Linked DNA regions of Mus musculus: all the other regions are linked to region 4. A link is a loop called in an ENCODE intact Hi-C map of the cell type or tissue named here. Cell type or tissue: heart. All regions are shown on one strand. Each heading gives the region's core, and the rest is flanking DNA. Links, peaks and the distances in the headings are about the cores only. Region 1 has its middle 36 kb from the start of Gm36199. Region 2 overlaps Fgd2 (FYVE, RhoGEF and PH domain containing 2). Region 3 overlaps Cpne5 (copine V). Region 4 has its middle 21 kb from the start of Gm26885.

What was found. Peaks named below come from ENCODE experiments on the same cell type or tissue, not always from the same donor. Only the 100,000 strongest peaks of a DNase experiment are listed, where the experiment ranks them.
Region 1: it touches region 4 in a loop (4-fold over the local background); 27 of 42 quality-filtered maps call a loop at or near these places.
Region 2: it touches region 4 in a loop (6-fold over the local background); 38 of 42 quality-filtered maps call a loop at or near these places.
Region 3: a loop joins it to region 4, with 2.9 times the contacts of the local background. A loop is called at or near these places in 11 of 42 quality-filtered maps.

The regions. Positions count from the first base shown.
Region 1 is chr17:29,394,858-29,402,404 of GRCm38, forward strand. No RefSeq gene overlaps it. Among named protein-coding and RNA genes, the nearest start is that of Gm36199, 36 kb to the right of the region's middle. In heart, for the core only: a CTCF peak has its summit at 3,418 (motif pointing left); DNase peaks (open chromatin) are centred at 2,234, 3,414, 3,964, 4,584 and 2 weaker places; H3K4me3 peaks cover 2,139 bases; H3K27ac peaks cover 4,484 bases.
Region 2 is chr17:29,378,135-29,385,681 of GRCm38, forward strand. It overlaps Fgd2 (FYVE, RhoGEF and PH domain containing 2), which reads left to right. Exons shown (of 16, transcript NM_013710.4): 15 at 179-325; 16 at 711-1,401. The coding sequence ends at 926. Among named protein-coding and RNA genes, the nearest start is that of Fgd2, 21 kb to the left of the region's middle. In heart, for the core only: CTCF peaks have their summits at 3,534 (motif pointing right) and 3,733; DNase peaks (open chromatin) are centred at 2,307 and 3,507.
Region 3 is chr17:29,173,322-29,180,868 of GRCm38, forward strand. Cpne5 (copine V) reads right to left here. Exons shown (of 21, transcript NM_153166.2): 11 at 2,841-2,882; 12 at 4-79. Among named protein-coding and RNA genes, the nearest start is that of Cpne5, 61 kb to the right of the region's middle. In heart, for the core only: a CTCF peak has its summit at 3,756 (motif pointing right); no DNase peak of the experiment used is centred there; H3K4me3 peaks cover 793 bases; H3K27ac peaks cover 2,348 bases.
Region 4 is chr17:29,509,120-29,516,666 of GRCm38, forward strand. No RefSeq gene overlaps it. Among named protein-coding and RNA genes, the nearest start is that of Gm26885, 21 kb to the left of the region's middle. In heart, for the core only: a CTCF peak has its summit at 4,245; DNase peaks (open chromatin) are centred at 4,232 and 5,552; H3K27ac peaks cover 1,212 bases.

The DNA.
Region 1 (7,547 bases), core at 1,493-6,492, 110 kb before region 4:
CAAAAGAAAAAAAAAAATCCTGTGACTCTAGGTAAGGAAGGAACGTACCTCAGCTGGTGACAGTGACTCCTACATGCAGGAAGCCCTGGGTTGGACCCTCAGCACTGAGAGTGGTGGTACTTGCCTGTGGTCCCGCATTTAAAAAGGTGAAGGCCAGAGGAGGTTTAGGGCTTCAGAGGTTCCCCTTGAGGCTAATGTAGGCTTCCTGAGACCTCTCTCTCTCTCTCACTCTCTCTCTCTCTCTCTCACACACACACACACACACACAGAGAGAGAGAGAGAGAGAGAGAGAGAGAGAGAGAGAGAGATGGTAGGAACGGTGTATATTCTTTAGTCATAAGTGGTTCTAGGTCAGGACCAGAAGCTACAGGGATTTCTCTGTCTCTGCTCTGATTAGATTTTGCTTTTTGTCAGCAAAGTCTGGAGAAAGAGACTGCAGCTTAACTTTGAGGGTCCAGGATATGAGCTCCTATAGTAGCCCCTGAGTGTGTTGGTGGGACCGGGAGCAGACCTGGAGGATCTGGAATGGCCCCAGAGAACACAGCTCACTTCCTCTTGTGCCAGGCCCACCCAGAGGCCCCAGCAAGTGCACTTCAGTTAGAGCCTAGCTGGGAAAACCCCTGGAGTACAATTTCTCTTCCTTCAACACTCGGGTTTCTTAGAATGAAACTGAAAGCCCACAGGAGAAACTGCCACTTCTCCTTCCCCAGAAGGAGGAACTTGGACTCCCCTGACAGGAAAGTTCGAGTGGGGCTTCTGGGAATCCACCACCACTTCCGTGCTGAGGAAAACCGCAGGCAGGGGTGGGGGTAGGCTAGGGGACCGCTGCGGACCGGTCACCATCTTCACCTCTGTAGGTGGCTTCAGTATATGCCTCTGCTGCTCAGCACTCCTATCCAGCTGGGATCCTATCAGCTTCTAATTTCCTACTGGTGCGGGGCTCTGTTCCTATGAAACCCCTGTCATATCGGTCATATCGGGACTGGGGTTCCTAGTGGGGACAAGAAGCTGGGTTTTGGCTGGGTGTGGTGGCGCATGCCTTTAATCCCAGCACTTGGGAGGCAGAGGCAGGCAGATTTCTGAGTTCGAGGCCAGCCTGGTCTACAGAGTGAGTTCCAGGACAGCCAGGGCGATACAGAGAAACCCTGTCTCGAAACACCCCTCCCCCCAAAAAAGCTGGGTTTTGGAATCTCATACACCCCAGAGTGGTCATAGCCTAGGGTACCTGGGAGGCCACATGCTACTATTTGCCCTGCATTCTAGAGCGGACACAGACCTCTCTCTGGGAATCAAGGGTTGCCTACCTTAGACTCATGCAAGGACAGCTGCTACAGCTCTGTGTGTGTGTGTGTGTGTGTGTGTGTTTCTGTGAACAATCATATCTAACTAATGCCAAGCCCTCAAAGGGATCCTGAGTCCTTCGCTTCCAACTAGGATAAAGGAATCCTGTGACCCAGAATCTGCAGATAGCAAGATCCCTTCATGGTGACTGTCTTCCCAGCTCTTGGAAGGAGAAGTGGTGTGTGTGGAGGGGGGGGGGCGTTGGCTATCTGGTAAGTCCCTATGTGATAAATAAATAAATAGCTTAGGCAGCTGAGTTTGATGTGTGGAGTTTGCATGGTGGAAGAACCACTCCCCTAGCAAACAAGTCTGGTAGCGCATGGCACACAAGCACACACACACATACACACACCACCATCACCACCACCACCACCACCACCACCACCAAATTTGGTGACTGCACACTTCAAACCCTCTCAGCCCTTCGTGGAAGCAGACCAGTTCAAGGCCATCCTTAGCTACAGGGAGAGTTGGCCACCAGCCTAGTAGTTTGTGCCACATGAGACTATGTATCAAAATCAACAACAAAACAAACAAAAAAAAATCTTTTCTAGACAGATTTCTAGCGTCAGCCCAAATGAGAGATTGGCTACATCCAGAATCCATTTCATGCCAACCTGAGATCACCTATCATTTTGCCTGAAGTCTCACGGGTGGCACCCAGTGTGGGCCTGGCATAGCGCCATACTGATGAGGAAATACATAGATAAGGGGAAGAGTGTAGTTCTGTCTCCAAGGCCTTGGCACTGAGAGTGCCACCTGCCCACAGGCTCAGACAGCCACGTGTGGACATGAGCACCTGCCATAGTCCTCCTGAGTATGGTGTCTCCCGGGTCCTTTCGGTTGTTCCTTGACACCAGCAGTGCTACTTTCTGGCCAGCAGGTGGTGCTGTGTGCCTCTGCTGCAGGCTGGTCCAGCCTTAAAGTCTCCCTTGCTGTCAGGAATAGAGAGGACTGAGCTGGCACAGAGCCCACAGGGTATCTGGGCTGCTTGGGGGCTCCTGGACGGAGGTGGGAGGATGGGGTAGGGCAGGCCATTCTGGTTTTCCTATCAAACAACCAGGGGTCTGGTGCCTCCCATCCCAAACGCCGATTAAGCCATGTTAGTCTAAAGCCAGACCTGAGGGGACCCAACAGGACCTCTTAAGTTTTGGGCAGCTCTGGGCACAGAGGTTAAGGAGCATGGCCTCAGAATCCTATTGCTGGCTCTGCTTGTTTGTGTGTATTTTTAATTACTGTCTGTGTATTGTTGTTGTTGTGATTGTTATTATTATTATTATTAATGAAAGAGGGTCATGATAATCCCTAAAGTGAGGTTGTGGTATTCAATTGTGGGGTAGGTACTCTTGAATGGTCCTGTATCCCTCAGAAGTTGGAGACAGACTTAAGAGTCATCAATCAGTTCCTAAACCTGCCAGCGCTATATGAGAACCAGAGTCAAAAAAGAGGCTCAGGGAGAGGCTGGTCTATACTTAAAAGCACTTCTACTCTGGTTTGGGTCCCAGTATCCACGTGGTGACTAACAATAGCTTGTAACTCCAATCCCAAGGGATCTGACACCTTCTGACCTCCATTAGCTCCGGCATGTGTGTCGTTCACATGCACACACACACACACACACACACACAATCACATAAATAATCTTAGCTTTTTTCTTTAAGTTAAAACGGGGGCGGGGCGGGGTGGGGGGAGGGATGCTGTCTGGCTTGTTAGATTTCATCTGAGCAGCCTCACCTCCCAAGCTGCAGGTTGGCTGCATCTGGGGTGGAGTGTGTGCGTTTGTGTTTCCATCCAGTTCCTGGGTGGCCCTGGTGCTGCTGTGATTCTGGCGGACCCGGGTGAGAACCACAGGAGGCTAACAGTCCCAGGAAAGCCAGGGTTTTGCACCAGGCAAACAGCAGTCGCCTCCAGCGAGGAGCGGATGGAGGCCAAGGAGACAGATGGGCACACCCCAGGGCAGCAAGGGTCCCTGGGGAGGAGACACCTCCCCCCTCCACCAGGAGCCTGGGCGGAAGGAAATGGAGGAGGGTCGATCACCCTTTCCCGCCACATCTGTCAGCATGGCCAGCCCCGCCCCCTACGGGCCCTGCAGGGAAGAGGTGGACCCAGGCGCGGGCCCAGGCAGATGGCCGGCCTCTTCGATCCACGTGGCTGCAGCGTTTCCCTGGAACGGGCGGGTGGATCAGTTCCCCCTATCAGCCTGGGCCTTTGCTTCTGGGAATTCACGTTTCCTTTCTCTTTCCTTTCCCTTTTCAATATTAGACTTTAAACAGATTATCATTAAAAACAGTGCAAGGCCGACGATACAGCGCGCCGCAGTGCAAGTCGGAAAAGTTAAAAAAAGAAGAAGAACAAGAAAAAGAAAAAAGGTGATATTAACACCCCAAACCAGTGTTTGGTGAATAATCACTTCAGGACCGGGCCAGTAGCTCCGTGGCAGGGAGCGTGCCTGGTATTCAAAAGGCTGAGGTTAAACCCCTGCAGTAAACAAAACTCGCTGGGGGTTCTTTGAGACACAGTCCCAGTAATTAGACTAGCTTGGGACTTCCGACCCTCTGGCCCACACCTTAAATGCTGGGATCCGTATTCACCACCAATACTGGGTTCACTTGGCAAGGGGTCTGCCATCTGGACTTCATGCATGCTAACCAGCAGCCATACCTGCAGTCCTTCATGCACATACCCGGGGGTGTTTGTTCGTTGGATCGAACTCGGGCTTGGTGGCAAAAAGCCTTACCTGCCTTACCCGCTGAGCCATCTTGCCAGCCCCTTTTTGCCCTTTTTTGGGGTACTTTTGAGACAAGGTCTCACTCCATAGCTCTGACTGCCCTGGAATTTGCTCTAAAGATCAAGAGACCCTCCAACCTGTCATCCTCCTGCTCCTGCCTCCGGAATTACAGCGATCCCACGTGTGCGATACCTGGCGATAACATTAATAAAGTTCATTTGCTTTTCCCTGCCTATGTGTCTGCCTGGCACGGGACATTAAATCCAATTGCTATTGCAGAGTGAGCATGGACCTTTGACATTACGATACATAGGAAAACTAAGGTGAAGGCCCACACAGTGACCCTAGCGAGATAGGAGAAAGCGTCAGCCAGCGGGATTTACACCCCTTCCTGCTTCAGACTTGCAGGCTCATTATTTATTTATTTAGCTTCTCTAAATAACCCCAGGGAAGGGCTGTAGGCCTTAAGTGCTGCCTTGCATTTCAGAAGGCTCGCCCCAGGGAACTTCCTAGAAAGGGACTCACTGGGTCAAAGGGCATGGGGGTGTGAATACTCGGTGTGTTTAAACAAACTGCTTTCTGAAGAGGTTGCACAGGTTGACGTGGGGGTGGGAGGGGCAGTGATGGCGGCTTGCAGGTGCCGAATGGTACCAAACCCTGCCTGTGAAATACAAGGAAGATACTTAAGGACCCACATACACACACACACACACACACACACACACACACACACACACACACACACGGCAATCACCCGGCACAGGCCACCCAGATGCACACCAAAGCATGCGGCGCTGCCCTTCTGCTTGGGAAGCCAAGGTTGCTCAGGTCCTGTTTCATGTCCAGTCTGCATACAAACAGGACTTCAAAACACACCCTATAAGTATCCCCCACCCCACCTCATAGCCCCTTTCCATCTCCCCCAACCCCATCCCTTGCCTCCTTGGCAGGTCCCCAACTCGACCGGCCAGGAAGCAGGGTGTGGTGGTGCTGAGTGCTGTCAGTCCTAGAACCCTGAGTTACAGGCCAGCCTGGTCTACATAGCAAGAGCCAGGCCCGCAACATATGTCTCGAAACAAAACTAAAAAAAGAGTCTCGGCCAGGGTGGCTCACTCCTGTAATCTCAGGAGCTGATTTCGAGACCTGGGGGGGGGGGGTACTGTGAGTTGGAGGCCAGCCCGGGCTACAGAATTAAATCCCCCCACCCCCAAAAGACCAAGCAAGGAGCCACATGCTCATAACCTTAACATTTGAGAGATGGAGGCAGAGAACTCAGGAATTCAAGGCCTTTCTTGCTCGCATACCAGGTTTGAGGTCAGACTAAACAAGAGCAGGGAGATGGTTCTGTCTGTAGAGTATTCGCCTCTAAGCAGGAAGGTCTGACTTCCATTCCTGGAACTCACAGGAAAAGTTAGGCATGGAGACGTCAGAGCTTGGGAGGGACCCCCATCAGGATTCTTGTGACTCAGTGGTAAGCCAGTCTAGCCTAATCAGTCAAGGAGAGACCCTGCCTGCCAATAAACAAACAAACAAACAAACACAAACCTCATGTTAGGTCACTCCCTTTTAAATCTAAGCACTAGAGATCAGAGGCAGGTGTATGAGGCTATGAGTTTGAGGCCAGCCTGGTCTACGTAGACCTTCTCTCAAAACAAAAACAAAAACAAAACAAAACCAAAAAAACCCTTGGATTGGCTCAGATCAATACTCAGTTCAAAGCCGCTCATGCCTCCTGCCCCCCAAGCCTTTAGGGTCTCCCCAGTTTTCTTTGCTTCCTTCTCATCTCCTCTGCTCCTTGACTTCTCTGAATACCACCAACCCCATTCGTGCCTCAGGATCTCTCTCTGAAAACATGTGACCCCCCCCCCACCCCCCGCCAGACATACACTGGTCTCCCTGCCCAGATGGCAGGAATCCTCCTGTCTGCCCCATCTCGCAGAGCACTGGCAGCCTCACTCCCTTACATCCTGTATGGTTCTGCAGATGCCCCCATTACAGTGTCCCCTGCCTTCCCTGTTAAGAGGAACCCCTCCCACCCCCTACCACCCGATGGATGTAGGCCTCCAAAGAGTGGTTATCTGCTGGGGCTTGGAGGCGGCCATTGTCTGGATCCAACTCACAGTTGCTTAGGTGGGGTTGTCTTGTACTTGTGGCCACAGAGTGGCAGGATCTGCCACTTTATACTATTGAAGCAGTGGGTGAGTCTTTTGACCTCTTTGAGCCTTGATGGTGTCATTCATTAAATGGGTATGAGTATACCTGTGCTTCTGGCCATACCTGGCAACAGGGAGGATGTAGGTCAGCAAGAGACAGGCTGCCTGACTCCAGACTTCCAGCAATCATTCCCTCCCCTGAGCCCCTAAGAGTCTCACGGGGATTTTGGGGTAGGGGTGGGGTCCTTGTTATGATTCAGGCAGGTTCTAATTCAGGGTCTCCCTGAAGAAGGGCTCATGCCTCTGCCCCCTTACACTGCCACAGTGCCAATCTCCCTAGGCACCTAAGGAAATCAAAAGCTATAAATGCATGATAGATAGAATACTGCATGCAGAGAGAGCTGGGCCACTCAGGTTCTGGGGTTGGAGAGCCTCAAACATCCCAAGGAGAAGGAGGAAGGCTGGCTAAGTTAACTCAGGGACGGACAGGGCCTGGCCAGTCTCCTCCTCAGAGATCTGTCACTCAGGTCACACATCTTTTCCCTGTGAGGGAGGAGGCTAAGCTGCCCACTTACATTCCTCCCTGCATGTACCCAGGATCTCACCCAACAGGGCATGAGATGTTTTGCCCCATGCCACAGACAGGGGCATGACTCCCTTTCCCTCTGTCCCCTGTGTGGTCACAGGGCCTGGGCAAGCCCTCTGATAGTCCTGGGCGCCAGCGGATCAGGTGTATCGTGGTAGTGGAGGTTAACCGGTTCTGCTCAGAAGGCCGAGTAGCCCAGCTGCTCAGACCCAGTCTTGTGCTTAGCTCGGGTTGACTGAGTCTCCACCTAGCTGCTTGGGGTCTTCTCTCTGCTCTCTGCTCTCTCAGGGACCAGGGAAGCAGCCTACACACAGGCATTGTCTGGGATGGGCGTGGTATGGATGGATCGAAACTGCTTTTTTACAGAGGTCTTAGAGCCAAGGCTCAGCTGGGCAGAGGATCCAGGGGAGCGACTCAGAGCTCAGGAATGGGTGAGGTCTGACGAAAGGCAAGACGCTCCTTCCACCCAAGCCCAGGGTCCTCCTCACTCCTTACAGAGGAGTTTCCGGGGGACAGGCAGTGACCTGCAGGCTGCCTGTGTGGGAAGCGGCTTGGCGTGGCCCTAACCGGCTCATTAGGGGTGATTCACCCAGAACTCACCTGGCTGTCAGGGACCTGTCCCCCTGCCACTGGAACCAGCTGAACAGGCAACCACAGCTGGTGGGCAGAGAGTCCTAGTTGCTCTCCCTCCGCCCTGATGCCCAGGGCACAGCCTGCCAGTCACCCATAATTTAGAGTT
Region 2 (7,547 bases), core at 962-5,961, 130 kb before region 4:
GTGACCAGGAGTTCAAGGCCATCCACTGCTATATACCAAATTTTAGGTCAGCCGGGGCTACATGAGCCTCTGTCTCACAAAAAAAAAAAAAAAAAAAAAAAAAGTAGTGATTGTGAAGTCCCGTGGCTCATGCCACCTTGTGGACACTCTGTCACCTGACCGTCCTTTCTGCTTTCAGAAAGAGGCCTCAGCAGCACCCGAGCAGAGTCTGGTGTGCAGCTTCCTGCAGCTCATAGGGGACAAGTGCAGCAGGAGCCTTCCCCGGAGCTGGTGTGTGATCCCCCGGGATGACCCCCTTGTCCTGTATGTCTATGCAGCCCCCCAGGTATGCCATGTATGCTCCAGCTAGACTCCACATCCTCACAGGGGGACAGGAGAGTGGGCTTGGGGTGTTATTTACCCTGCAGGGAAGATGGGGAAACTGAGGCCCTCTGAGGACATGGTTTTCTCAAGTTATAGGTTACTGAGTTTCAGAGCTGGGCTCAGAGTACAGGAAGACTCATTCTTTCCTCTTCTTCCTCTCCTTTCCCCTCCTCTCTCTTCCTCCTCTTCCTCTCCCCTTCCCCCCTCCCCCTCCTGCTTTTTTTCATCTTTCAACAGGCCCCCTCCATCAGGGGGCTTCTGGCTCAAGCAGGCATATATGTCTGTCAGGAGCAGCAGGACTAAATTGGGGGACAGGGACCTTAACCCATGGCTTTCTTCTCCTCCAGGACACAAAGGCTCACACCTCCATCCCCCTACTGGGCTATCAGGTGATTTCAGGGCCCCAGGGGGACCCTCGGGTTTTCCAGCTGCAACAGTCAGGCCAGCAGTACACCTTCAAGGCCGAGTCTGTGGAGCTGCAGGGCCGCTGGGTGACAGCTATCAAGCGTGCGGCCAGTGGCCGGACCCCTGAGGGACCTGACGAAGAAGATGTGTCTGACTGAACCACAGCCAGCTGCTCATCGAGAGTCCATGACAGCCTTCCCAGGCCTACCCCATGGTTCTATCACTTCACCCCAAGCTGGGCTACCCCTGACCCACCTGATGTCTATACCGAGACAATTCATCCTGACTCTGTATCCAGCAGACACAGGCCCTTTCCTTCAGGAAGATACCACCAAGTGTCCCAGCTGGCTGGAGAGGGGGCGGATATCCCTGGATCATGAAATCTTCATTGCTAAAACAATGTTGTAGCTTAATGGGTGGCATGCCCATCTAACATGGATGAAGCCTTGGGTTCAGTCCTCAGCGAAACATAAACTGGGCATGGTAATACATGCAACAGTTGGGTAGGTAGAGGAAGAAGGACCAAAAGGCCGAGGTCGCCCTGGCTATAGAGTGAGTTACAGTCCAGCCTGGGCTACACAAGAACCTGAGAGCACAAAAAAAGTCAAAATAAAAGATGACAAGTACCAATAACTGGGACTGTTGTCACCCTAGTGAGGGTCTGAGCCTGGGTGTGAGTGACCTAGGAAACTTTGGAAGGGTTGAGGGGAAAAACAGACACCAACTAACTTTGAAATTGAACAATGTCTGGGTCTCTTAGCAAGGCTTTTTATTTGACTGGTCTGAGAAGGGGGAGGCAAGAGAACTTCAGGGGCCTCCATGGGAGGGCCCTAAGCACTGGGCTTCATGGCCAGAGAGGAAACTGAGAGCCACTCAGGGCACCTGCCAAAGCCAGGGGAACGATGATCATAGCACCAAGATCCCATGAAGCCACAGTGTGCGTGCCCACGTGTGCTTATGGTGTGTGTGTGTGTGTTTGTATACTATGTGTGTGCATGTGATGTGTGTGTGTGTGTGTGTGTGGTGTGTGTGTATGCTTGTGTGGTGTATGTGTGAGTGTGGTGTGCATGCATGTGTATGTGTGTGAGGTGTTTCTGTCTGTGTCTGTGTGTACGTGTGTGTTTTGAACCAGGTTCTCAGTTTATAGCCTTGTAGCCCTGGCTGGCCTGAAACTAGCTATGTAGCTCAGGCTGGTCTTACAGAGAACCCCCTGCCTGTATCTCCTGAGTGCTGGGATTAAAGGCACACAAGTCCACACCAGGATGCTCTGGGTGTTTTATCACCATGATCGAATTCCACTGCTTTCCAGATGAGGACATCTACTCAGAGAGCTTAACTGCTTGTCTCTGGGTCACACAGCTGGTGCGTAGGAGAGCCAGTGACATGGGGGGAGGAGGTAGAGAAAAGAGGGCGAAGGAGTTGGAGAGACATGGATGGGAATAAAATGGACATCTCCGTCTGGCCCCTCCTCCCCTCAGGGATGCTTGGAGTCAGTGAGATGGCTCAGCGGGTCAGGATAGAAGTTCCTCAAACATTGAAAATAGAACTACCATCTGGCCCAGCTGTGCCACCCCCTGGCTGCACACCAGGACCCTAAGTCAGCACTCCACAGGGATGCCTGCATATCTGTGTTTCCTGTTGCACTATCTCTGAGAACTGGACCAGCCCACATGTTCATCAACAGATGAATGATAAAGAAAATGTGTCACATATGCAGAGTGGAATTGTATGCAGCCATGAAGAGGAACACTGTTGTGACATTTGCATGAGATGCGTGGGAGTTATTGCATTTAAGCAAAATAAGCCAGACTCAGAAAGACGGACACCAGACATGGCGTGTTTCCTCTCTTTCATGGGACCTGGATTTAAAAATGTATAAATATGTCTATATGTTGGGTAAAGTAGGTCATAAAACAAGAAAGGGAACCATGAGACAGGAAGAAGAGATCCTAAGGGGAAGAGTGAGTAGTGAACACAGGACATAAGAAAACAGAAGGGGTAGGTAGGAGGGGACCAGCATGGGGAAATGGGGACCCAGGAAGGGAGAAGAGGAAAGAGAAAGTAAGAAAAATACATGCAGGAATGCTACAGGGGAACCCATGCTTTGTGCTGACTTTAAAAAAATAATTTAGGGGCTGGAGAGAGAGAGTTCAGGAGTGAAGGACATTTCCTTCTGCAGAGGATCCCATAGCCCAGGGCAGGCAGCTCACAACTTCAAGCTGCCTGTAACTACAGCTTCAGGAGAGCCAGAACACTCTTCTGGCCTCCAAGGGTGCACACACGCACACATGCATGCGCACACGCATGCGCACATGCACACGATCTTTGCATTGGAGAGATGGATTTTGCAGGGACCTGGGTTCAGTTCCCAGCTAGGGAAGGGACCTTGACACAAGGGATCATGACCATATATATGTCAGAGCCTGGACAAAGCTTACCTCCCCCTGACTTCCCCTGTGGGACATTACTCTTCTGCCCAAGGGTCTGAGCCGCTACCGGCACTCGGGGCTCTGAGGAACTTCAGGCTCCATTTGTTCTTTTCTTCTTGTTGTGATCTGAGTGCCCTGTGTTGCCAGCACAGCATCTTTCCATCCGGAGCCACACCCTCATCTCCAAATCAGCCCGTAGACCCCAGTGTGAGTCCACACAGATACAGATGAAAAGGGAAAGGCCGGGGAAGGTGGGATGAGTCAGGACACTCAATAACTGACAGTTTCCGAGTCACATACAGCTAACACTAGGGGGCAGCATCTCCCAGGAGTTAGTGTCCAGCCCACTGTAGAGCCACTCCTCCGCCAACCCCCTACAGTTTGTGTCCACTAGGGCAGGGCATCTAGATTGGGTTACCTCAGACTGGTCCTCCACCCCTGAGGATGGAGACGGAGACGGGGATGTCTGCTGAATGAATCTGTGCATAGCCTGATAGGCAGTCATGTGAGCTTCTTGTCAGCTTTTACTTTACTTTACTTTAATTAATTAATTTATGTATTTATTTTAAGATTTATTTATGTATATGAGTGCACTGTTGCTATCTTCTGACACACCAGAAGAGGGCATCAGATCCTACTACAGATGGCTGTGAGCCACCATGTGGTTGTCGGGAATTGAACTCAGGACCTCTGGAAGCATCTCTCCAGCCCCCTACTTTTATTTTATTTTATTTTATTTATTTATTTTTTTGTTTTTTGGGGGTTTTTTTGGTTTTTTTTTTTCAAGACAGGGTTTCTCTGTGTAGCTCTGGCTGTCCTGGAACTCACTCTGTAGACCAGGCTGGCCTTGAACTCAGAGATCCACCTGCCTCTGCCTCCCAAGGTGTGCGCCACCACACCCGGCTCTACTTTTATTTTTTAATTAAGGTTTTATTTCTTTCTATGTGTGTGAGTGTGTGTCTATGTGCACCATGTGTGTGCATGTGTGGAGGAGACCAGAAGAGGCCCTGGATCCCCTGGGATTCTGGGTCTCATGTGCCCAGGCTGTTCTCAAAATCAATGATATTAAAGTCCTGATCCTCTTGTCTCTCTGTGTTCCGTTTATGTAGTAGTGCTGGATCACAGAGATGTGCATGGCGGACAACTCTCTCCCGATTGAACCAAATCACCCCCTCCTCAGAAGGAGTCCTTCTCGCCCTAAGCCCGCCTGCTTCCAGGTCAGCATGGATTCCATGGGAGCCCTTGCTCATTCTCTTCCACATTCCCACGCTGCTCCTGGCTCTAAGCCATGACGCTGGTTTAACCCCTGAGTGTCGGTGCTAATACCAAACCTGATCACACGACTCCTTCTAATTCTGAAACTGTTGAGGTTTGAATGAGATGTCTCCCACAGGCCGGGCGTTTGAACACTCAGTCCCCAGTTGGTGACCCTGGTGAGGTTTAAGTGCAACCTTGCTGAAGGAAATATGTCAATGGAGGTGGGCTTTGAGGTTCAAAAGCCCCTCGATATCCCCAGTTCTCTCTCTCTCTCTCTCTCTCTCTCTCTCTCTCTCTTTGCTTAGTGCTGCTATAGTTCCTTGCTCTGATGGTGTGATGGTGGATTCTTTCTCTCTGGAACTGTAAACCCAGATAAATCCTTTCTTTTATAAAGATGTGTTGAGTGGGCTGGGCTGGAGAGATGGCTCAGTGGTTAAGAGCACCAACTGCTCTTCCGAAGATCCTGAGTTCAAATTCCAGCAACCACATGGTGGCTCACAACCATCCATAATGAGATCTGATGCCCTCTTCTGGTGTGTCTGAAAACAGTTACAGTGTACTTAGATATAATAATAAATTAATCTTTAAAAAAATATGTGTTGATCATGATATTTTATCACAGCAATAGAAAAGTGACCAAGCTGTGTGTCAGGAGGTGGTTCCCATCTACAGTGGTGTCAGGTTAGAAATCTGTCTGATGGACTCCTCCTTTGTGGGTCACTAGGCCCTTTCGATCTAGCCCCTGGGTCACCTCTCAAAAGATAACCATCTGTACTGGCTAGTTTTGTGTCAACTTGACACAGCTGGAGTTATCACAGAGAAAGGAGCATCAGTTGAGGAAATGCCTCCATGAGATCCAGCTGTAAGGCATTTCCTCAATCAAGGGGGAAAGGTCCCTTGTGGCTGGGACCATCTCTGGGCTGGAAGTCTTGGGTTCTATAAGAGAGCAGGCTGAGCAAGCCAGGAGAAGCAAGCCAGTAAAGAACATCCCTCCATGGCCTCTGCATCAGCTCCTGCTCCCTGGCCTGCTTGAGTTCCAGTCCTGACTTCCTTGGTGATGAACAGCAGTATTGGAAGTGTAAGCCGAATAAACCCTTTCCTCCCCAATTTGCTTCTTGGTCATGATGTTTGTGCAGGAATAGAAACCCTGACTAAGATACCTTCTCTATCACCAAGGCTCCCAGATGCACCCCCAGGGCCTTTGTGCCTGTGGCTCCTTCAGCAGAGATTCTCTGGCACGTCCCCTGATAGACTGAGACCCCTGCCTTAATGGCCTTCCTCTGGGAGGCTCCCTGACCAGCTTCCTAGTCCCCCTTTCCCACGCTGTCTTTTTACTTTGCTTCAGTAACCGTTTGTCACTGTCACCCTGATGTTAGTGGTATTTAGTCTGTTTTCTGTTTGTCTGACTAGTATTTGTCTCTAAAACTATTAAGCTTGGGTTTCTGGAGAGCGAGCAGAGTCCTTGACTCCCTGGTAGCGGGCACTGGAGATGGCAGAATGATTTGTGTGGCTCGGCTATGATGACGACAGTGGCCTCGGGGTCACTGTCAGGATGGCGTCACAGGGTCTCCATGTCTGTCAGCTCTTCCAGCACCCACCCTTCAATTCATCACTGGTTCCCAGAGGTTTACAGCTAGCAAAGGCTTGGAAACACAGTGTCAGGGCTGAGATGGGATGCAGGCGACAGAGTTAGCCCGTTGTGCATGGAGCCTTGAGTTAGACCCCCAGCATGCCTTCAGCTAGGCCTGGTGGCACATACCGTTAATCCCAGCATTACAAAAACAAGGACATCAGGAGTTAAGGGTCAACCTGGCCAAGATAGCCAACTGGACTCCATGAGACCCTATCAAAACAGTAAGGGGCTGACTGGGAGACAGCTCAGTATTATAGAGCACTTGTGACCCTTTCAGAAAGCCAGGGATCAGTTCCCGGCATGCACTTACAAGGAACCTGGAGCCCTCTTCTCATCTCCAGCACTGTGCGCATATATGATGTGCATCCACCCAGGTACTTGCAAATACACATAAATAAAAGTAGCTAAAAATATCTTTAGAAGAAGGAGAGAAAAGAAAGGAAGGAAGGGAGGAAGGGAAGAAGGGAGGGCAGAAAAGAGGGAAGGAGGAAGGGAGGGAGGGAAGAAAAGAGAAGGAGGAAGGGAGGGAGAGGGAGGGAGGAGGAAGGAACACAGATATTCTTGTATGTGTTGGGCACCTGCTGGGTATTCCGGCCCACCTTGTGACAGGTGTTCTCTGTGTTCTGTTGGGGTGACTGTGACTAGAGGCCATGTGTTTGAGGTCACAGACTGGGGGATGGAGAACAAAGTCCCCTAACTGCTCTGGACTCTGTCCTTTTGCCCTCACCTCTCACATGCTTGGCCCTCCCCTGAGGCAGCTTTTGACACTGGCCCCCGTGGGTGTAGTTACACCATGGGAATTTAGCAAACACGAATATTGGCAAATCAGTCCCTCTGTTCCCACCCCCACCCCTACCCCCAATCCCTATCCCTATCAAAGAGCTGATGTCAAACAGGCACACACCAGGCACAGGACAGGGGGAGGGGGGAGAGGGCTCTCTGGAGACCCAGGAAGTCCTGGGTCATAGCCTGAGCAGACCTGGACAGCACTAACCCTTTGGGTGGCCAAGACACCTTCCCCAGGCCTCTCTCGCTCTCCTGTTCTCCATGTGCCCCTGGCTGGCTGCCAACTGGATGCAGGCCTTGGCAGCTGGCGAAACCCTTGAAGGTTGAAGGCCAAGGTGGGATGAGGACACACTCTGCCTCTGTTCCTGACCCGACCCTGGCCTCTGCCAGTCACCCCATGTCTGTTGTCACAGCCTGGCCAGGAGCTGAGCAGGTCCTGCTGGAGCGATTCCATTCCCTGGTCTCTCTCTGTGTTTTGTGTTTATTATTGTAATTTTGTATATTGTCAGTTTTAAGATTTTAGTTTTAGTTGTGTGTGTGTGTACACGTGTGTGTACGTGTGTGTACGTGTGTGTGTGTGTGTGTGTGTGTGTGTGTGTGTGTGTGTGTGTATACACATGTGCCTTGCCTGTAAGGGCCTCAGATCCTCTGGTGCTGTTCCAGAGGGCTGTGAG
Region 3 (7,547 bases), core at 901-5,900, 340 kb before region 4:
TACCTCATAGATGTTGAACTGACTCTGGCCACGTGCCAGCTCCCGGTAGCTGGTGGTGAACTCCCCAATGAAGTCATGGCTGCAAGAGAAGATGCTGCTGAGGCTGGAGGCCCAGGGTACCGATGGATGTCGATGTCGCCCACTACAGCCTCTCCCAGACCTGCCCCGCCCCCATTCTGCCAGGGCCTCCACCCCAAGTCACAGAGTATGGGAAGGGAGCCGTGGACCAAGAAAGCCAGGCTACTTGACAGAATTCGGAGTCCCAGAGGAAGGAGCCACAGGTCTGCTTGGATTCTCATTTAAATGAGCAAGAGAAGGCATCTGGGGACAATCTCTGCAGAGGGAACGACTCTGGATGACAGTCAAGTACTGTTCAATGTCAGGTGGGATAACTGCATTGAGAGTTACGTGGCAGAAATGTGCTTATTTTTTTAGACATTTCTAATGAAATATTTAGGGGTAAATGCCACCGTGGAATCTCCTTTAAATTGCATTAGTAAAATATAGATAAGGTGATACAGTAAAATTTAACAATTGTCAAATTCAAGTGACTGGCTTAAAGGTATTCATTAGCTCCGCACTGCTGAGACAGTTTCCCCAAACAGGGCCTCACTACGTAGCCCTGGCTGTCCTGAAACATTCTAATGTAGACCAGGCTGGCCTAGAACTCCACTTGCCAATGCCTCCTGAGTGCTGGGATTAAAGGTTCATCCACTGTACCCAGCTCAATAACATTTAAAAAAATTGTTTGTTTGTTTTTTTTTTTTTTTTTGGTTTTTCGAGACAGGGTTTCTCTGTATAGCCCTGGCTGTCCTGGAACTCACTTTGTAGACCAGGCTGGCCTCGAACTCAGAAATCCGCCTGCCTCTGCCTCCCGAGTGCTGTTTATTTTATTTTTATTAATATTTTGGGCTTTCGGAGACACTGTCTTGTGCATCCCAGCTTAGTCGTGAACTTGTGTCGGCAAGGGTGGCCTTGAACTCCTGTACCTTCTGCCTCTGCTTCCGGAGCGCTGGGATGATAGACGTGACCACCATATGCCTTTCTTATTAACTTTTTCTTTCTGAGATAGCTCCCCATTGTGTTGCCCAGGTTGGCCTCAAACTCCAATCCTCCTACCTCAAACTCCCAAAGAGTCTCATATAGATAGGCACATGAAACTACAGTTGGATCTTTTCCAACCTTCCTTTGGTGCTGAAATGGAACGCCGGGACTTGAACACATTATACCAGGGCTCTGCCTCCAAGCCACATACCCAGGTCTCCCACTAATACTTCCTAAACAGGCAAGGAGAGCCAGGTGGCAGGGGTCTTTTTCCAGACTGTGTCTATATTAAACACAGGAAGAACTTGCATAAACAGCACTCCCAACAGGCCTGAGTCCTTGCTAGAACACAGTGCTTAGCACTGTAGCTCTAGCTGGGACATCCAGTTAGCTGTCCAGGTGTCCCTGGGGCCATGCCCTGTTGTGAGCCCACGGTAGCTTTTGTTTATTTTGATTTTTTTTAAAGCCATACAAAGTAATGGATTTCATTGTGAAACTTTCATATGTATAAACACTTTGGTTTGGGTGGAGGGGGAATTATTGGTGTGTGTGTGTGTGTGTGTGTGTGTGTGTGTGTGTGTGTGTGTGTGTATGGAGGTCACAAGACAACTTTACGGAGTACGTTCTCTCTGCCCACCTTCTCTGTGGGTTCCCAGGGTTGAACTCAGGTTGCCTGGCTTGTGCTGAACGCACCTTTGCCCGCTGAGCCATGTGCCAACGCTGGGAACTTATCTATTGTCAGTACAGGACGGAACCCGGGATCTCCCAAATGGTAGGCGGGAGCTCTAACCACTGAGCACACTTGCAGCCCCACACTGTGTCGACTGAGTTCTTCTGGGGATGGTAACTTATTCATTGGACCCTGTGGCACCTGGCGGGTGTCCCAAGTTGCCAGAGAAGAGAAAACTCTCAGGTGAAAGAGGTTTGTAAGGAACCGCTAGGAGAGGAGGAGGCAGAGTGGGTTAGAGGCATGGTGGAGCTGACCTGGATGGAAGGGATAGGGATGGTGGCGGTAAAGTTTAACAGAGGCAGGGTGGGCTCTGGGGAACCTTCCATGGCTTGGGCTTGGCTCAGCTATACTGGCACAGAGCCTTTTATAATAAGAGCGCCACCCTCGTCCACATCAGGCCCGGGAGATGCCAACTGTGACCACCCTTAAGCCAGGATATGTCTGGATTTGCTTCAGCCAGCAAGTAGGAGACAGGAAAGGATCCAGATTGGTGCTTAGAGAGATATGCTACTGTTCTGCCTAGAAACTGTCAGCCACATTTCCTCCTCATGGGGTACTGAGAACTGCCTCCCATAGCTCCCAAGCAGAAGTCACCCTCGGGCAGGCCTGACCTAGCCCTCCTCAGGCAATGCCTTGTCTTTGCTGAGCCTCAGAACTCCTCGCTGCAGCTGTCCCTACAGACCTAGGTCTATTCTCTGTGTTTATGGTGAGCCTCTGCTGAACTGTGGGTGTCTCTTCCTCTACAGTCTGGTCTTCCTACTGGGCTTTGCCCAAGGCTTCCCACAGAGAATGGAGGTGTCTGTAATGCTCAGTGTCCTATAATGGGCATTTCAGAGCATTCCCAGCTCTGTAGTTGAGGAGAGTGTGGGCACTGGCTGGCTACTGGCAGCTATGTTGGGGAGAGGAGGGCTCTCAGCATACTGTCCTGCAGGACCTCCAAGGATCTAAGCTACTACAACAGCAGACCAACCGGCATGGAACCCAGCCCCTCATTCCCAGATGGGCCTGCCTAGTTTCCCGTGGTTGCCTACATCCGCTCACCTCTCTCTCACCCTCCTGCCCTTACCTGCCGTCACGATCCCAGTCATACACCTCCACCTTGATGGTCCTGGAAAACAAACAGCAAAGAATTCTGGGTAGGATGGACCCGAGGACAGGCCTCCTGTCCCCGGACCAGGAAGGATGCCATGCAAACATTTCAAGCCTGTGTGCAAAGAAATTCTATCTTAAGACCTTTTAAGGTCTTAGGGGCAGAGGCCACCCCAGAGCCATGGCAGGACATGTTGAGATTTCAAGGATTTGGCTGAAGCAGCCCCGGGGCCTCTGTTCATCCTACCATCTTAGCTTCCCTAGATGGAGTGGAAGCCTCAGCAAGAAGCCACACATTTACCTGTGGCAGGACCATGACAGGCAGATCTCACAATAAAGCAGGGGCGCTTCTATGGGGAAGCACACGACTGGCAGGAAGGACCCTGAGTCTGGGTATGACTGGTGAAACGCCAGCTCCAGCCCTGCAGGCTAAGAAAGCACCCCTGGACCCTGACTTGGGGTGGCCTGCTGAGCTTTTCCATCCCCAAGACTGGCCTCTGAGAAAGGGTGGGATTTTCTTCACATTCTAACCCAGGCTGCTTTAATTAGTTTGTTTTGACTCCTAAGCATGGGGCTGGGCTTCGAGAGCCCATCTTATTTTTAGCCTTGTTCCCATGGCAACAGGCTAGAGGACCAGAAGCAGGAGGAGGGAGGTGGAGGGTTGCCGGTTAACCCTTGGTGCTGTCTGCTGTCCTCTGGGATGCCCAGGGATGGGGAAGCTGCCAGGCAGTACCAGGGGTCTAGGAAGGTGGAAGGTGGAAGAGGCCCAGGAAGTGTGGGTTTCTGGTCTTGAGGTCCACATGGGATGCAGAAAGCAGTCTGAACTGGCTTCTCTTCTGTTAGCATCTATTTATCCCACCGTGGTGTGGTCCATCTCGGCTCTGCCAGGAGTTGGCTTGGGAGTTGTGTGGATCCCAGAAGGGGGCGCTGTCTCCTTTCAGATGAGTATCTCCAGGTGTGTGTGTGTGTGTGTGTACAGAATGGAGCAGAAGAAAGTTCCAGAATAGAACCCTGGGATGTCCAGAAGGTTGTGCATGCATGGGCTAGCTTTCTGTAAATGGAACAATATGAAGCAGATACAGAAGCGTGCTTTAAAGGCATCCTTGGTGTTCTTATTTTATAAAGGCAAACCCTGTGGTTCCTTGAGCCAGACTATTAAAATGAAAGAAGAAATATCATGTGCCTACACTTCTTTCTTCCTTTTTTTTTGTTTTTGTTTTTGTTTTTCGAGACAGGGTTTCTCTGTATAGCCCTGCCTGGCTGTCCTAGAACTCACTCTGTAGTCCAGGCTGGCCTTGAACTCAGAGATCCACCTGCCTCTGCCTCCCAAGTGCTGGGATTAAAGGCGTGTGCCACCACTGCCCCAGTTGTACCTCAGTTTCTGAAGGTACTGGAAAGAGGCCAGGTGTGACATTGGTGGCTTCAGCTTGGACACTGGATCTGAGCCCCGTGGCCTAGAGATGGTACATCATGTCTCCGAGCCACAAGTCCTGACTGTAGGATGGGATTAGTATGGCCCTTCGGATAGCTCATGGTGTGTGTGTGTGTGTGTGCACGCACGCTTGTGTTGGAATGTCTAGAAAATGCCTCTTGATTTCCACATTATCTAACCATGCATGAATGCCTTTTTACACAAACTTTACTTAAAGTCGGGCTGTGGTGTCACAGGTCTTTAATCCCAGCACTAAGGGGGCAGAGGCAGGCAGGTCTCTGAGTTCAAGGCCAGCCTGATCTACATACAAGTCCAGTTCCTGGCCAGCCAAGGCTACATAGTGAGGCCCCATTCCAAAACAAACAAATGAGAAATCCCGAAGCTGGTGGAGATCTCCTAACACTCTCGTGAAACGGACCATCCTAGCAACAGGAAGCCTTGCTACCCAGAGCACAGACGGAGGTACTGAGTGCGTGCCTGGCGAGACACCTGTGGATAACGGCACTGAGGCCAAGCCTGCCAACCTGAGTGTGACCCCTGGGATCCGCATGGGTGGATGGAGAGAACTGACTCCTAAACCCTGGCCTCCGGCCTCCACATGGTATGCCATAGAGAAGGCACACTTTCCTCCTCCACCAATAGCTAAACACAACTAATAAAAAAACAACAACTAGATCTCGGACTGGAGAGATGGCTCAGCGGTTAAGAGCACTGACTGCTCTTCCAGAGGTCCTGAGTTCAATTCCCAGAAACCACATGGTGGCTTACAGCCATCTGTAATGGGGGAACTGATTCTTCTGGTGTGTCTGAAGACAGCTGCAGTGTACTCATATATATATATATATAATAAGTAAGATTTTTTTAAAATTAAATTTCAAAGTTGAAGGGCCTGACTTCTTTCTTTTTAAAAAAAAATATTTGTATGTATGTATATGAGTACGCTGTAGCTGTCTTCAGACATACCAGAAGAGGGTATCAGATCCCATGTGGTTGCTGGGAATTGAACTCAGGACCTCTGGAAGAGCAGTCAGTGCTCTTAACCGCTGAGCCATCTCGCCAGCCCCAGGCCTGACATTTCCTTGTCTGGGATTTTGGTTGTGACGCATCTGAAGAATCCTCCAGGAGCCCCAGCAAACTGCAGAGCCACCACTGGCCTCTTCAGTCTCAAGCTTAGGATTCACACCCTGGCTGATTCAGAACCAGCAGGTGCAGGGTGCAGCGTGGATGGGGCGGTGGGTAGAAGCTCCCCAGGGGACAAGAACTGGCTGCTGAGGCTGGCTGGGAGATCCCCTTTGTGTCCGGTTAGGTCTCCCCTAGGCAGCCTGGGGAGGAGCTGCTGAGCTCAGAGGCTGCACCTCCAGCCTGAGCCTGGGTTGGGAAGAAAGAGAAAGAACGGCTCCCAGATTCATGGGAAGGCCTGGTGAGAAGCCCGTTGTCACAGTCCACAAATCTGTTGCAAGCCCAAGTCATAGCAGATGGGATTTGGGACCCACGGGCCTGAGCTCTGTCCCTTTACCCAGGTCCTTGCCAGACTGGCAGTGACTACAAGAGCTAAGAGAATGTTCTAGGTGAAGGAGACAGGTGGCCCGTAAAGCCAATGTCCCATATAGCACAGCAAGGCTAAGAACTCAGAGTCTCAGGGAAGGGGGTGAGGGCAGGGAAGGGCATCACTCTACAGTAGCCCAGGGCCGTGCCCCAGATCCTGCAGGCAGTGGCTGTGTAGCTCTGATGGCTGTTCCTCTGTAAACTGGGATGGTTATGTCCTCTGTGAGGGTGCTGTCCCCAGCCACCCTGTAGGCACTGACATGGCTCTGCCTGGCACACTCAACCTTCTCTTCATCCTCAGACAATCCTACCGTCTGTCAAAATGTCCTCCACGGGTCAGAGATGGTTTTGCTCTCTGCTGTCGTCAGCTCGGCTCCTAGGTCGGTGTCTGGCAGATGTTAGGCATTCTCGCTTTCCAGCTAGCTGGCGGGGATCACCTAACACCTCTGTGAATGGGCTACGCTGGTAACAGTTCCCTGGTCTCACAAAACACAGCCGAACATCCTGGAGACAAGGCCAGGAGTCAGTGTCCCAGGCCCTTGGCACTCAGGGCTGGAATCTCACAGCCATATTAGAGAGAGACTGGCCGGTGGGGGTGCAGGTGAGGCCTCCAGGTCCCTTCCCAGGGTACTGACCATGGTGTATACTCCATGGTCACCTCTGGACCATGGTGGTACTAATGACCACTCAGGGCAGGAGAGGGACTATTTCCCCGATGTTCACAAAGGCCCTAGGGCTTATGGGCCCTCAAGGCTATCCCTCCTCTAAAGGACTGCTAAGGTGGCCCTTGCCACTAAGGTGGCCCTTGCTGTGACCCTCGAAGCATCACGGAGTGAGCCTGGTCATTTGGTCTCTATGCCTCTGCCACCATTCAGGGTCCAGCGGCCGTGCGAAGCACTCAGATCCTGTAGGCAGTAGAACACTGTGCTGATGGGACACTCCCAGCTCAGGAGAGCACTCTCCACTCTAGCTCCCACTCTTAGGACCTGTGACTTGGCAGACCTGGCAGACCTGGCTTAATCAGGGAGAATCCTCAACTCCCAGGATTCCAAAGAGAACAGGGCAGGGTCTGGCAATGCCAGGGAAAGTGCTTCTTGCCCCCACAGTCACTCCAGGGCTAGATGGGGTCCGACCCCACCACCACCCCCTCTGACTTCAGCTCTGCTCAGCTGGGCCACTCAGGTTTGGCTTTCTTTGGGAATGGAGACACACGGGAAAGTGGCAAGAGACAAGGAGACCCCAGACCAGGGATGAGCCTCAGAGGTGGCATCTGTAGAAAGAAAAACTGACACAGACTATGACCCCTCCATTTTTCTCATCTGTGAAATGGGCACATCATGACTTCATTTTTCCTCATCTGTAAAATGCTTCTTCACCTCGTGAGAGCATTTCCTAAGGCTATTTTTCACGATATGAGTCTGTGTTTCAGCCAGTGGGGACCAGTGTGACTCACATCCTAAGTATCCCATAATTTTAACAGCATGAAGCATTTTCAGCCCATCAACCTAGGGTACTGCTCTCTCTTAGTAGAGATAGCCAGCCTTCCAGTATATTGTCTCTGCTTAGCTCCCTGGTAGTAGCCCTTCCTCAGGCCTCTCCTGTCTCCCACTTCACCTTCTCTTCCTCCTTGCTCTAGGTTTGTGGCCTCCCTGACATGGCCTCTGTTTCCTCCCTTTGAGCTGTGCCTGGCTTCCAGCCACTTTTCTT
Region 4 (7,547 bases), core at 1,335-6,334:
AGCAGATGTGCCTGACAGTCAGAGGCGGAAGTCAGGTGGCTTCTGTGACCCATGACCTCATTCCCTTGAGACAGGGTCTCTCAGAATCTCAAGCTAGCCTTGTAGTCCCAGCAATCCTCCAGACTCTAACCTTCCCTTCCTTCCATATGGCGATTACTGGTGATTTTTTTTTTAACCTGGCTCTTTAAGTGAGCTCTGCAGATTTTCACGCAGGTTGTCATGCTTGTGCAACAAGCACTCTTGCCCGCAGAGCTACCTCCCAGCCTGTGCCTCCCAGCCTGTGCCTCCCAGCCTGTGCACGAATTCTGTTTGGAAACTTGCTGCGTCACTGATCTGCTGTGGACAGAATGGGGTTCCATCCACGGATAACAGAGAATGTTCTAACACAGCTTCACGGTGTCCTGGAGCCATGAAACGAGCTCCTTTTGTATGCCTCTTCCTTCCTTCCTTTCTTCCTTCCTTCCTTTCTTTCAAGATTTATTTATTTAGTGTATAGGAGTACACTGTAGCTATACAAATGGTTGTGAACCTTCAAGTGGTTGCTGGGGAATTTAGGACCTCTGCTTGTCCTCTCAGTCCCTGAGTGCTCTGGCCCAAAGATTTATTTATTATAATAAATAAGTAAAGATGGTTGTGAGCCACCATGTGGTTGCTTGGGATTTGAACTCAGAACCTTCAGAAGAGCAGTCAGTGCTCTTAACCACTGAGCCACCTCTCCAGCCCCTCTACACTCCTGGTTCTTATAAGGTGGTTCCACTTGCACATCTCTGGGCTAACTCCTAACTTCTCACAAAGCCCTTCTGCACTCCTGTTTCCTATAAGTCCACCCCACCCCAGCACCTCTGGGTTCTCTCCCAGCCTGTAGCCTTCCTCTTAATAAATTCTATCCATCCTAGTTCCGGATTCCTCACCAGCCACTGCCTCTACCCCAGGCCCCATCCCCTCATCACCCTGCCTTGCTTAGGCTATTGCAGATGCAGCTCCTGACTGGTTTGTTCTGTGTACCCTAAGCACCCTACAGACAAGCCTCTGCCAAGACACTTAAGGGGGCTTTGTTGTTTGGGTTTTTGAGACAGGGTCTCACTGGCTGGCTGGCCTGGAACTCGCTCTGTAGACCAGGCAATAGATTCATAGAGATCTGTTTTCATCCAAGTGCTAGGATTAAAGGCACTAGACAGCCACTATTCTTGGGCTCTTGTTTGTTTGGAGACAGAGTCTCATGTATCCTAGGGTAGCCTAGAACTTTTTTTTTTTTCCAGCACAGGGTTTCTCTGTGTAGCCCTGGCTGTCCTGAAACTCACACTGATAACGAGGCTGGCCTCAAACACACAGAACTCCACCTGCCTCTGCCTCCCCAGTGCTGGGATTAAAGGTGTACAGGACCACCACCCAGCCGCCTAGAATTTATTTATTTATTTCTTCCTAGCATTTAGAGGATTTGTGGAATGGAGCAGGGTGGTTGGAGGTGGAGGGAAACTAAGGTAGCTTTTGGTCTGTACATGGTAAACCAACTTCACTGCTCTTGGTAGGAAGTGTGGGCTTTTAGCGTGCTAGAAGTAAGGGTGGAGGTTTGGTTAGCCAGAGTCAAAGGTCACCCACAGGTCATAACACGCAGCAGTCAGGGGTCAAGGATGTCAGTCTACCTGAGCTATCTTCAAGTTCCTGAAAAAAAAGAAAAGGAGAAGAGGAAGACAGATGAGGTAACTGTCATTGATGTCACATCAGAACGTGCAGGGCTGCGCTTCACTTAGCTCAGTGACCTTGGAACTCCTGGTGTGAGCGACAGGCGGAGAGGGAATGACCCTTGAGGTCAGAAGTTAAGACCGTTTGTGGTTAGTGTGCCTTAGTTCCTGTGAGAACCCAGGCCCTCTCACCTGAGGTCGACTCTCTGGCCAGCTGACTCTGAGAGGAAGTGCCTTCTAAGTCGCTTTCTGGTTATTGGTAGGATCCAACTACTTGGGGACTGATGTTTGCGAACATTAGTGAATGAAAAATTGAAAATAAGACTGAAGAGATTAGCTCAGCGGTTAAGAGCACTGACTGATCATCCAGAGGTCCTGAGTTCAATTCCCAGCAACCACATGGAGGCTCACAACCATCTGTAATGGGACCCGATGCCCTCTTCTGCTGTGTCTGAAGAGAGCAATGGTGTACTAATATACATAAAATAAATAAATAAATCTTTAAAAAGAAAATAAAAAATAAAGAAGATACCAGTGTTCGTAGGTATGGTGGAAGAGGAGGTTTATTGTAGATGCGAGGGAGAGAGCCAGCAGCTGGGAAGTCCTGGAGAGTCCAGAGTGAACAAGACCTGGCCCTGGGAGGAGAGGGGAGCAAAGGGGAACAGAGGGCTGGAAGAGTAAGGCCAAGTTTCCAAAATGGCTGCGCTATCTAGGGAAGGCAGCTGGGGAAGAACACCCCAGCCTCTGGGCTGGAGAAATTTAGGGTATGCCAGCCATGCCCTGTAACAGGCAGGGACTGAGGGATGCTGGGAGAACCTGGGGCCAGGGTTGCTTTGCTATGTTAAATAGGCACCTCTGGTAGTCATTTGTCCTGGGTTTGAGATCTAACTATAAGTTCCCAGCCAAAGGAACCTCTCTGTAGGGAGACTACCAACTCTGGGGCTCTGTCTTGGTACCACCAGCACTGAAGTCTATACGGTGTTAACAAGAGCTTTTCAGGTGGTGAGAGCTTAGTGGATAAAGATACTTGTGGTCAATCCTGGAACTTGTGTGGTGGAAGGAGATTTCCATATGTGCTCCGCAGCACACTAGTTCTTCCTAGCAAACAAAGAGATGTCATTCATATATATATATACATATACATATATATATGAATGACAGGGTTACACTGTATAGCTTGGCTGGCCTGAAACTATGTAGAATGGGCTGGCTTTGACTGCAAAAAGGCCCTGGGTGTGCTTCTAATTCTAGAGCCCTGGAATTAAAGGCAGGGGCTCCAACCTAGTCAAGACTAATTTATCTATTTATTTATTTATTTATTTATTATTTATTTACTTTGGAGACAGGGTCTCTCTGTGTAGCCCTGGCTGTCCTGGAACTTTCTCTGTAGACCAGGCTGGCCTCCAACTCAGAGATCTGCCTGCCTCTGCCTCCCAAGTGCTTAATATTAAAAGTGACTTAAAATAAGTCACCATCCAGTGACTTATTTTATTTTATTTTAAAGATTTACTTATTTTATGTATGTGAGTACACTGTAGCTCTTCTCAGACACACTAGAAGAGGGCATTAGAACTCATTAGAGATGGTTGTGAGCCACCATGCGGTTGCTGGGATTTGAACTCAGGGCCTCTGGAAGAGCAGTAAGTGCTCTTAACCGCTGAGCCACCTCTCTAGCTCCCTTTTTTAAATTGTAAATTATGTGTGTGTCTGCATGTGCACATGTGTGCTCGAGCTCGGGTACCTTTCAAAGCCAGACGGCAGCAGCGTCAGATCCTTGGAGTAGACAAGCGCGTTCATTTGTTTTGAGTCTGGGTCTCTGTGTAGTCCTGGCTGTCCCCGAACTCTCCATGGGGATCAGGCTGACCTACCTTTGTGGCTTGAGCCCTAGAGTGAAAGGCCTGTGCCACTATACCCGTCCCCAACAGTAAGCCTCATAAATAGACTTTGCATTAAAATGTAAAATTACGGCTGGGCGTGGTGGTGCACGCCTTTAATCCCAGCACTCTGGAGGCAGAGGCAGGTGAATTTCTGAGTTCGAGACCAGCCTGGTCTACAGAGTGAGTTCCAGGACAGCCAGAGCTATACAGAGAAACCCTGTCTCGAAAAACCAAAAACCAACCAACCAAACAAAAAAGATAAAATTACACTCATTTACTCATGAGTGCGAATGTATGGATGTGGGCTGGCCATCCACCGTGAGAGGGCTGGGGTCAGAGGGCAACCTGTGGGAATCGATTCTCTCCTCTGACCCTCACCTTGTAAGCGACCGCTTATCTCTTTGCTAGGCTCTGTTTGTTCCCAGGGCATAGGTACTGACCTGCTCTTGCTGAGCTCCGTGACCGGTGGACCGGTCTTAGTGGAAGCAGTTACATAAACAAAGTGGATTTCAGAGAGGTCAAAACCGAAGGGATGGGGGAGGGCTTGGGTCATCAGTGCAGAGTGAAGCCCAGGGGAGGTGGGACTGAGGCCTGGGGACTGAAGCCAGGGGAGGAAGGGTGGTAGAAAGGGAAGAAGCAGGAGCCAGCTAGATTGGAGTCCGTGAGCCAAGAGCGACACTTGTTGGCCGAAGAGGGGGTAGCCACCTGTGACAGGCTGCGGAGATGGGGTGGGGCTGGAGAGGTCAGGAGTAGAAGTGGGAGGGCCTCCCTAACAGAAGCAGCCTTAGTGGAAGTGTGAAGGCTTCCCCAGAAGGTGATAGAGTGGAGAATATGGGAGGCACATGGGGCTGGAGAGATGGCTCAGCGGTTAAGAGCACTGACTGCTCTTTCAGAGGTCCTGAGTTCAATTCCCAGCAACCACATGGCGGCTCACAACCATCTATAACGGGATTGGAAGCCCTCTTCTCTTCTTTCTGAAGAGAGCAACAGTGTACTCACATACATAAAATAAATCTTAAAAAGAAAAGAAAATGGGAGACACACACCTTCACAGGCCAAGGCAGGTGAATGAATCTCTGTAGGTTCGAGGCCAGCCTGGTCTACAGAGAGAGTCCCAGGATAGCCAAGGCTACACAGCTCATTTTTGTATACTGAACCTTAGAGTTTCCCACACCAAGTACCTTCTAGTGTCTCTTTAAAAAGCTAAACATATCTATTTATTTTTTTCCTAAGATTTATTTATTATTATATCTAAGTACACTGTAGCTGTCTTCAGACACACCAGAAGAGGGCATCAGATCTTATTAAGGATGGTTGTGAGCCACCATGTAGTTGCTGGGATTTGAACTCATGACCTCTGGAAGAGTAGTCAGTGCTCTTACCCGCTGAGCATCTCCAGCCCCCATCTATTTATTCTTATTATTACTGTGTGTGTGTATAGGCACATGGGTGCTATGGTGTGTGTGTGTGTGTGTGTGTGTGTGTGTGTGTGTGTGTGTGTGCGTGTGTGCCTGTGTGTACATGTCAAAGGACAGCTTTAGGATGAGGTTTCCAGGGTTGAACTCAGGCTGCCTGGACCCTGCAGCAAACACTTTTAATCTGAGGAGCCATCTTTTGTGCTTTCGGGCCCAGCCATCTTTTTGCTTTTTATTTTGTTATACAGTCTCACCAAATTGCTGGAGTTCGAATTCCGGTAGGCCTGGAACTTTTTGACCCTCCTGCCTTAGGGTCGTCAGCTGGTGGAATGACCCGCTTACACCTGGCCCGGCTCAAGTTTCTCTTAATCGAGTTTATTTCTGGTTTCCAGCCTCCTCACTTCTGCTGTGACTGGGCTGAAGACACCGGGGCAGGGATTAAATCCTGTTGTAGGTTTCAATACTGTTTGTAGAATCTTGTTTTGGCCGGCAGTGCTAACTGGAAACTTGTCGCCGATTGCCACCTAGTGGTCATTTGAAGAACTGCCCCAGGTCCAAATGAATTTCTCGCAGTTTATTGGGAAAAGGAGTTAGACTGCTCGCTATTCTGAATTCGGTGAGTACACAGTAGGAGGAGTGTTCAGGGCTGGGAGGAATGTGATTCAAACGAATAGTGTTGGGGAGAATGGCTCGGTGGGTAAGAGCTGCCAAAGCATGTGACCCTGAGTTCAGATCACAGAAGCCAGTCTGGAGCATGGTGTGCACCTGGAATCCCGGTACTGAGGCCGGAGGATTTCTGAGGTTTTTAGACAGCTTAGGCAGTGTAGCCAGGCAATAGCAAACTCCAGTCTGGTGTAGGAGAGACCATCTTGAGGGGATAAAGAAGAGTGATCATGGACATCTGACATCTGCCTCTGGCCCCCATGCACAGCCCCACGGGGACGAACAGATCTCCACTCCCAGACACTTCTTTTACTTCACTTTATTTTTTGAGACACGGTCTTATAGGTCTAATGTAGACTAGGACTCTTTCTGTAGACAAGGTTATCTTCTAACGCACAGACATTGGACTTCCTCAGCCTCCCAGTGCCGAGACAGTGCCGAGACAGAACGTGAACCCCACCGTATCTGGCTTCAAACACTTTTGTTTTGTTGTTCCTACACAGCATATGGTCTCAAGCAGCCCAGGCTAGCCCGAAACATGAACATACAGATGGGGAAGAGTTTGAACTCCTGATCCCATACCTCCAATCACCAAACACAGTTTCCAGGCCCACACCACCACCATGCCAATGTTTAGAAGGCTACTTATTTGTTCATTTGTTTATGTACGTAGTTTTCTGAGACAAGGTTTAAAGGTACTAGATAGGATATAAGGTAACCCTACTATCCCACTCTCCATTGAGGCTGCTGCATATTAGGAGTTAAGAAGTGTATAGAAAGCCGGGCGTGGTGGCCCACGCCTTTAATCCCAGCACTCGGGAGGCAGAGGCAGGAGGATTTCTGAGTTCGAGGCCAGCCTGGTCTACAAAGTGAGCTCCAGGACAGCCAGGGCTATACAGAGAAACCCTGTCTCGAAAAAAACAAAAAACAAACAAACAAAAAAAAAAACCAAAACAAAACAAAAAAAACCAAGAAGTGTATAGAAGGGTTGGAGAGATGGCTCAGTGGTTAAGAGCACTAACTGGTTTTCCAGAGGTTCTGAGTTCAATTCCCAGCCGCAACATGGTGGCTCACAACCATCTGTAATGAGATCTGAGGCCTTCTTCTGGCCTGCAGGCTTACATGCAGGCAGGATGCTGTATATATAATAAATAAATAATTAAAAAAAATTTATTTAGCCGGGCAGTGGTGGCACACGCCTTTAATCCCAGCACTCGGGAGGCAGAGGCAGGCGGATTTCTGTGTTCGAGGCCAGCCTGGGCTACGGAGTGAGTTCCAGGACAGCCAGGACTACACAGAGAAACCCTGTCTCAAAAAAAAATTATTTATTTATTATATGTAAGTACACTGTAGCTGTCCTCAGATATTCCAGAAGAGGGCATCAGATTTCATTACGGATGGTTGTGAGCCACCATGTGGTTGCTGGGAATTGAACTCAGGACCTCTGGGAGAGCGGTCAGTACTCTCAACCACTGAGCCATCTTGCCAGCCCTAAATAAATAAATCTTTAAAAAAATAAAATAAAATATATGGGGCTGGAGAGATGGCTCAGTGGTTGAGAATACTGACCGCTCTTCCAGAGGTCCTGAGTTCAATTCCCAGCAACCACATGGTGGCTCACAGCTATCTGGAATGGGATCTGATGTGATGCCCTCTTCTGGTATGTCTGAAGACAGCAACAATGTACTCATATAAATGAAATAAATAAATCTTTAAAAAAATATGGAAGGTACTAGATAGGACATGCTGCTGCTTCTTCAGGAGCTCAGCCAGTGTGACCTAAGTCCTGCTTTTATATGTGGCCTGGCCATGTCACTTCCTCTAGTACTCTGTAGCACTGCATGCAAGGCCGACCTGTAAGGACAGTGGGTATAAGACTATAACATTACACTTGGGTGTGAAACACAGGC